Regions from separate parts of the Homo sapiens genome. Here region 2 is linked to region 1. Evidence: chromatin contacts called from ENCODE Hi-C or POLR2A ChIA-PET data. All regions are on one chromosome and are shown on one strand. The core of a region is the stretch at or near the end of the contact, and the rest is flanking DNA. Distances in the headings are between cores, read along the strand shown. Region 1 has its middle 51 kb from the start of NR5A2. Region 2 overlaps NR5A2 (nuclear receptor subfamily 5 group A member 2).

Region 1 (3,760 bases), core at 437-2,936:
GGCTGAGGTGGGAGGATCACTTGAGCCCAGGAGCTCAAAGCTGCAGTAAGCCATGTTCATGCCACTGCACTCCGGCCTGGGCAAAAAGTAAGACCCTTCTCAAAAATAAATAGATAAAATAAAATAATGCTTCAGTTCTTCCTGATAAAAAACAATGAAAGAAAAAAATTAAAATAATGCTAAGGATTGACATTTCTAATGAAATCAAATATCCAAGAGGGCAAACAATATTATTCACTCCTGATTTGGTGAATTTTCACCCATAACTTAAATATAAGAACAAACATTCTTTACCACTCAGCTCATTTGTCCTTCTATAGTAAAAGTAGAAAAGAGGTTTTCTTGAAAGGAGATTAAAAAAAAAGAAAAGAAAAGAAAAAACATGGTTGCAGACGCCTGTAATCCCAGCTGCTTGGGGGCTGAGGCAGAGAATTGCTTGAACCCAGGAGGCGGAGGTTGCAGTGAGCCAAGATTGCGCCGCTGCACTGCAGCCTGGGCGACCGAGTGAGACTCCATCTCAAAAAACAAAAAAAAAAAAAAGAAAGAAAGAAAAAAAGGAGAAAAGCAGTCTATAGTAGGCCACCTCTGTGAGTCAGTCAGAATTCTCTCAGGGTTGTCTTTCTCAAAGGAGAAAATCACATAGAGGAGGAGTTAGAGGAAGGCTGTCTTTTAGATTTTTCTACCATTAATTTATTCAGCTGATGTTTATTTTATTGAGGGCCCTTTACTGCTAGGTATTATTGAAAGTATTCATTCAAATGCAAAGAAGAAAAAGTCTGCACGCATGAGGCAAATTTAATGTTCTTCAACACTATGAGTATGCAAAATGATCCATTCAAAGGCTGGAAATCCAAAGCCAGGCACGATGGTTTACGCCTGCAATCCCAACTACTCCTGAGGCTGAGACACAGGAATCTCTGGAACCCAGGAGGCAGAGGTTGCAGTGAGCCGAGGGAGACTCCATCTCAAAAAAAAAAAAAAAATTAACTTAAAAAATAAATAAATAAAACAAAGCCTAGAAATCTGAGCATTCCCAAGGGTTAGTTAGAAATAAGTGATCTGTTTTTTTAAAAAAATCTATTTTGTAGCCCGGCGCGGTGGCTCACGCCTGTAATCCCAGCACTTTGGGAGGCTGAAGTGGGTGGACCACGAGGTCAGGAGATCGAGACCATCCTGCCTAACATGATGAAACCCCGTCTCTACTAAAAATACAAAAAATTAGCCGGGCGTGGCGGCACGCGCCTGTAGTACCAGCTACTAGGGAGGCTGAGGCAGGAGAATCGCTTGAACCTGGGAGGCGGAGGTTGCAGTGAGCCAAGATCGCGCCACTGCACTCTAGCCTGGGAGACAGAGCGAGACTCCGTCTCAAATAATAATAATAATAATAATAATAATAATAAACATTAAAATTAAAAAATCTATTTTGTTTGTTCATTAGTCCCATTTAAAATTACCCAGTGCAGAATGTGAACCACCTAGTCAATTTGACTGCTTTCCTGAGCATCAACCTGTAAGAAATCAAGACAGAAGATAATTCTCATAAAAATTCCCTCCCTAGGGAACTCCCGGAAAGAAATTGTCAGAACATGAGTTTTCTAGTTAAAAGGAAACAATGTTGCAACTAACTCAAATCAATAAATGACTACCTCCATCATCCCTGTAGCCACGTGTGTGGAAATATGCTGGCAGCACAGCCAGTATTTGTGCTAACATTAGCACACTCAAGGAAAATCAAACTGTGCTCCTTAAGGCTGTCAGGCCCTCTTAAAAGCTTTCCCCTCCCACGATCTCTTAGATGAGACTGACATCTATGCAGAGTAATGGAAGAAGGCAAAGTCCTTTTTCATCTCCAAGGACTATGGCTAATAATGGCTACTCCCCAGATAATTGTATATAGTATCTGCCTAGATTAACAAACAGGAGATTGAGTAAAATCGAGGAAATCCAGTAGATGACACAGCCAACCTTTCCGGAATCAGGATCTTTTACATTTAGTGTTCCCTCTGCCTGAAACCCAGTTTTCCCCACATATTTACATAGCCAGCTGCTTCTCACTGAAGCTCCCTGGTGGGGCCTTCCCTGACCACTCCTTCTAAAGCAAGATCCACACGCCTGCCTTCCACAGTGATGTAACCACCCATCTGATAATAACCACACGCTTCTAAAAATCTTGATTCTTTCTTTTTGCTCTCTATCCCACTTGAATATAAATCCCACGAGAGCAAGCACCTAGTTTGTCTAGTTCCCTGCTGCAGGACCAGGTCTCAGACAGTGCCTGGCAGGAGGTGGGTGCCCAGTAAATATTTGTGATCTAATGAGCAAATGCAGGACCTGAGTAACCCGAGGCAGCGGGCCTACAGTGCCTGAAGTCTGAAGACCATTTCTCAATTGCTTCTTTTTTTTTTTTTTTTTTTGAGACGGAGTTTTGCTCTTGCTGCCCAGGCTGGAGTGCAATGGCGCAATCTCAGCTCACTGCAACCTCCACCTCCCGGGTTCAAGCGATTCTCCTGCCTCAACCTCTCAAAGAGCTGGAATTACAGGTGCCCACAACCACACCTGGCTAATTTTTTTGTATCTTTAGTAGAGACGGGGCTTCACCATGTTGGCCAGGCTGATCTCAAACTCCTGCCTCAGCCTTCCAAAGTGCTGGGATTACTGGTGTGAGCCACCGCGCCTGGCTGCTCCATTTTAATGGGTTAAATCCCCCATAAGCAAGTTAAAAGCAAGTATTGTGGCAATTAACTAGAGAATTCAGATGCAAAAAAAAAAAAACAAACCACTTTGACCTCAAATATCTGTTTCAAGAGAACGTTAATCTTTCAGTTCCTTAAATTCTTGACTTTACTTTGTATGTGTAAATCTGGCTAGAAGCAGCTTCTTTTCTACTGACAGTGAGCAAAAGATTTTTTTCTCCTTCCTCAATAATTGGGGAATTTTCAAGGCCAGGTGTGGTGGCTCACACCTGTAATCCCAGCACTTTGGGAAGCCAAGGCGGGCAGATCACTTGAGGTCAGGAATTCGAGACCAGCCTGGCCAACATGGCGAAACCCTGTCTGTACTAAAAATACAAAAAATTAGCCAGGCGTGGTGGCACGTGCCTGTAGTCCCAGCTACTCAGGAGGCTGAGGCAGGAGAATCGCTTGAAGCCAGGAGGCAAAGGTTGCATGAGCCGAGATCACTCCACTGCACTCTAGCCTGGGCAACAGAGTGAGACCCTGTCTCAAAAAAATAAAGTAAAACAATAATAATAATAAACATTGAATGTAAAGAGAAAAAAAAAGAGCAGGAAAGAGAGAGAACCAAAAATGTAAAAATTAATCCTATCTGAATCCATTAGCTGAGTTTCCCTGAAAGTGCTAGTGTCCTTACGAGAGGTGTACAATAAACATAACATCATGAGATGTAGTATTCACCTTGAAACTCAACTTTAAATAGTTCCTGAAAGAGCTCCTTTCTTTATGACGTCCCAGAATCTTAGAAATAAGGCATTTGATCAAAAGAAGGCATTATAGACTCCGAGTTCCAATGGCTTAGGGGTACCATAGGAAAACAATGTGTCAAGCCTCTGCAGGACAATAGGGTCCTGCTGGCCACAGGTGATGTAATTTAGCTTCAATAGCCTTTGCAGATCCGAGGCCCACGGGAGAACACTGGCCGGCAGCCCATGTGTGAGCATGCGGGCTTTTCCTCTTGAACATATTGCATGATTATGGAACAGTCCCTGGAGGATTGAGACTTTATAAACAACAAAAATAATTTT
Region 2 (3,760 bases), core at 679-3,178, 99 kb after region 1:
ATTGCTAAGCAGCAGGGATACGAAGTCGGTTAAGATACCCAGTCCTTGCTTACTAGCCTCGCACTGCTGGGAGACAGACTTTTGAACCTGTAATTAGAATGGGCAATGGGTGTATAACAGAGACGATAGCTGTTATAAGAACACAGGGCAGAGCTTTTCTGTCTGTGGAGGGGGCACCAGGGAAAACTTTGCAGAGATGGTGCCATTTGAATCAACTCAATCTTAAAGAATTCCTCTTGAATTTTTCTTCAAGACTGATTTGGATGAAAATGGCTATACTTGGTCCTCGTGAGGAATCAATGACATAATAAAAGTATGCTAAAAAGCATAAAAAACAATATAAATAGTCTATTAGTAATGAAATGATTCATGGGCATGAATATTACAGATCTAGTTCTAATTTTTGATTGCCTGTTTATTAATGTTTTTTTCTTTTTGATAATGAATTATGAGTGCAGTTATTTGAGAACTGATTGTAAGACTGTAGTTAAAAGTGGGAGAGGCCAGGCACAGTGGCTCACACCTGAAATCCTAGCACTTTGGGAGGCTGAGGTGGGAGGATTCAAGACCAACATAGCAAGACCCTGTCTTTAATCTAAAAGAAAAGAAAAAAAAAAGAAAAAAAAACAAGAAAGAGAGAAAGAAAGAAGAAAAAGGGCCGGGTGCGGTGGGTCACGTCTGTAATCCCAGCACTTTGGGAGGCCGAGGCGGGCAGATCACAAGGTCAGGAGATCGAGACCATCCTTGCTAACACAGTGAAACTCCGTCTCTACTAAAAATACAAAAAATTAGCCAGGTTTGGTGGCGGGTGCCTGTAGTCCCAGCTACTCGGGAAGCTGAGGCAGGAGAATGGCGGGAACCCAGGAGGTGGAGCCTGCAGTGAGCCGAGATCACACCACTGCACTCCAGTCTGGGCGACAGGGCGAGAGTCCATCTCAAAAAAAAAAAAAAAAAAAACACGAGAGAAACACAAATCTCAAACACTTTAATTTTTTTTTTTTAAATCACTATGGACTGGAATTAAAAAAAAAACTTCTCCAAATATGGATATATTTTCCCATAAGTAGTCATGATAGACTGAATGATTATTTTTTAAATAGTTACATTTTTAGGGGTTTACACGTGAAATTATGAAGATATGGAATTTAGTAATAATTCTTTTTAAAAACATGTATTACTTATTTATAAACTATATGTGTATTCTGGTGAAAGATTGTCCTCTAGGAAAAATAAGTCTTAGAATTATTTCTCTCCAGTAGGAATTTATTATTGTCCTATCTTCAGCCAGACAGCTCTGTGGTAATTTCATTTGGTGATCTCTTTAATAAATATTTTTTGGAGTGCCTATTTTGTGTGATGCCAAATGAAGTAAACAGTGTTTTATGTAATATGTTCCAATATATATTTTTTAGAATGAACCATTTACCAAGTATACATAAGTCAGACATTGACTGCATATCCCACTGAACATTTCCATTAATATAAGTGGAAAAAGGAAAGCCGCTTTGCAAAAAAAGGAGGCTTTTTTGCTTCAGCAATATGCAAATTAATTTGAAGCATGCCAGTAGTTTTAATATAGGTTGATTCAGAATTACCATTGTGAATAACATTCACTTCTATTACTGCTTTTGTTAAAACTAAGCGCCAAAAAAGGAAGCCTCTTTGCTTCAGCAATATGCAAATTAATTTGGAGCATGCAAATAGTTGCAGCATGCAAGTAGTTTAGAATTAGACTTTCATTAAAACTAAGTGCCACACAGAGAAGAGGTGTAAAACAGAGTAGTAATCTGTTGCGTGCACTTGAAGGGTTCTTGAAAGACGTGCATAAACCGTTACCGTTGTAGCACAAGTTGAGCAGCAAAAGCCAAAGTCGCACATCTGTGTCTTGTCGCCACCTCTCCACTTATCCACTCATGCTGGCTTTTCTCCCAGCAGCTCTTTGCCCTCCTCCTTTTAACACTGTGGGCTGAGGTGAGGATGTTCTAGTCAAGAGTCTTTACGAGCCTTATATCGCCAGGCTTTCAGAAAATGTGAAGCATGGTAGTGTGAATTTAGAAAAAATAAAAGTGTGTATAAAAGCTCTTCTGTTTTCTTTTCTTTTTTTTTTGTTAAGAAACAATAGTGTTTATTTATCATGTTTTGCTTAGAATTCCTTTGGTATTCTGTTCTCTTGATTTTAACAAGAAGCTAAACTCAATAACATCTTTTAAAAACAAAACAATTTTCGGTTGAGGGTGGGTGAGGAAGTTATATGAAGATTGAGTGGGAACCTCAACCCAAGGACATAATAGACAAGAAACAGTTTTTTTCCTCCCCTTTCTTCAGAAGTAGTCTTCCGCATGGTTTAATGTGCTAACATAACCCCGGTTCCAATATTTCAAAAGATACAGAACTTCCCAGCATGATGATAAAGTTTTCCTGTGTTCCAATAATAAAACCTCAACGTACCAGTGATTTCCAGTTCCTTTGTGGCTCAGCAACTTGTGAAGACCAACTAAGTCCTAAGTACCCAGCCTGCAGTATCAGTGTGGGAGTCGGAAACAGATGTTCACGGGACAATGCCATTTGTTGTCACTGTCGATACTATGTGGCAACTTTCCCAAATGAAATTGTTTGTGGATGGAAAAGAATGTAAGCAGTGATTCATGCCCAGGAATTTTTTTTTTTTTTTGTCTGCAGGCTAACCGTATCTTATTTGTTTTAAATCGCAGAGCATTAGTGGATTAAAAATTTTAGGTTAACTTACTATTATAGTATCTTTTTCATTTTTTGTCCTGTACTTCTAAAAGGAGTGACTAATTTAGGTAGCTTACTGAGAATAGTAAATACCTTACTTGATTTGAGAATTCAAAAGCAGCTGACATCTTTTCAGATTTAGTGTTTTAACTATTGAGTAGGTACAGAGTTGCCATTTAAATGAACAGCATGACTTGCTTAGCATTTTTGTTAATAATTTGGAGGTTTGGAGAATTCAAAATAAACATTAAGTAGAAACATATTTTTTGGTAATAGGTGGCATTGCATGATCTTGGTTTGAGATTTTCATAAATATTACAAAGGAACTTCCACTAACTCACTCACTGTTAGAGATAATAGATTAATTTGTATAAATTAAATATTAATTATAGAGAAGTTTAAAATGTACTTAAAATGAATTTGATACAACAAAGCTACTTAAAAGTTAGGTAGACCATGTCATGTGACATGTATACAAACTATCCTTTTTCAAGAAAAAACCTAACAAGCGTTTAAGGCATAATATCTACTACTTTAGTGCCGTTTTTATAAAACATAAATTTTAATCTACAAATGAAAGTCTTTTAAACATTTATTCATACCAACAGATGCCTAAGGCCAGAATTATAAAATGTTTTATGTTGTTTTAAAAACATATGTATTTCTCATAATTAGGTTTCGGCATCACAGAAAAATTATTTTAAGGGTCATACAACAAAATCTGACTTTTAAACAACAGCCAAAGGAAAGATTGGTATCACATGTAGAGGAAGAGGTCCTTAATTAAGAAGCAAATTCCGGAGTTTCAGTAACTCATTTTCACTAGCTAATGTTTAATAAATTGTATTAGGTTAGTGCAAAATTAATTGCGGTTTTTGCCATTAAAACCACAATTAGGTTGGGCTGGGTGGCTCAAGCCTGTAATCCCAGCACATTGGGAGGCCAAGGCAGGTGGATCACCTAAGGTCAGGAGTTCAAGACCAGCCTGGCCAACATAGTGAAACCTCGTCTCTGCTAAAAATAC

What was found. A loop is a pair of places that touch in the nucleus more often than their neighbours do. ChIA-PET counts read pairs that join two places held with the same protein, here RNA polymerase II (POLR2A). Pooled maps may share reads with other maps.
Region 2: a pooled map shows a loop between it and region 1 (8-fold over the local background). The contact joins two enhancer-like sites. A Hi-C loop is called at or near these places in 3 of 37 single-sample maps with no recorded cell type and 3 of 50 pooled maps. POLR2A ChIA-PET finds 5 or more read pairs at or near these places in 1 of 52 experiments (HEK293T).

Annotation. Positions count from the first base shown.
Region 1 is chr1:199,974,990-199,978,749 of GRCh38, forward strand. No RefSeq gene overlaps it. Among named protein-coding and RNA genes, the nearest start is that of NR5A2, 51 kb to the right of the region's middle. Within about 2 kb of position 1,687, at least 3 of the 41 ENCODE cell types and tissues checked have a DNase peak (open chromatin) inside an H3K27ac peak, as active enhancers do.
Region 2 is chr1:200,073,800-200,077,559 of GRCh38, forward strand. The region is part of intron 5 of NR5A2 (nuclear receptor subfamily 5 group A member 2); the gene reads left to right. Among named protein-coding and RNA genes, the nearest start is that of NR5A2, 48 kb to the left of the region's middle. Within about 2 kb of position 1,929, at least 8 of the 41 ENCODE cell types and tissues checked have a DNase peak (open chromatin) inside an H3K27ac peak, as active enhancers do.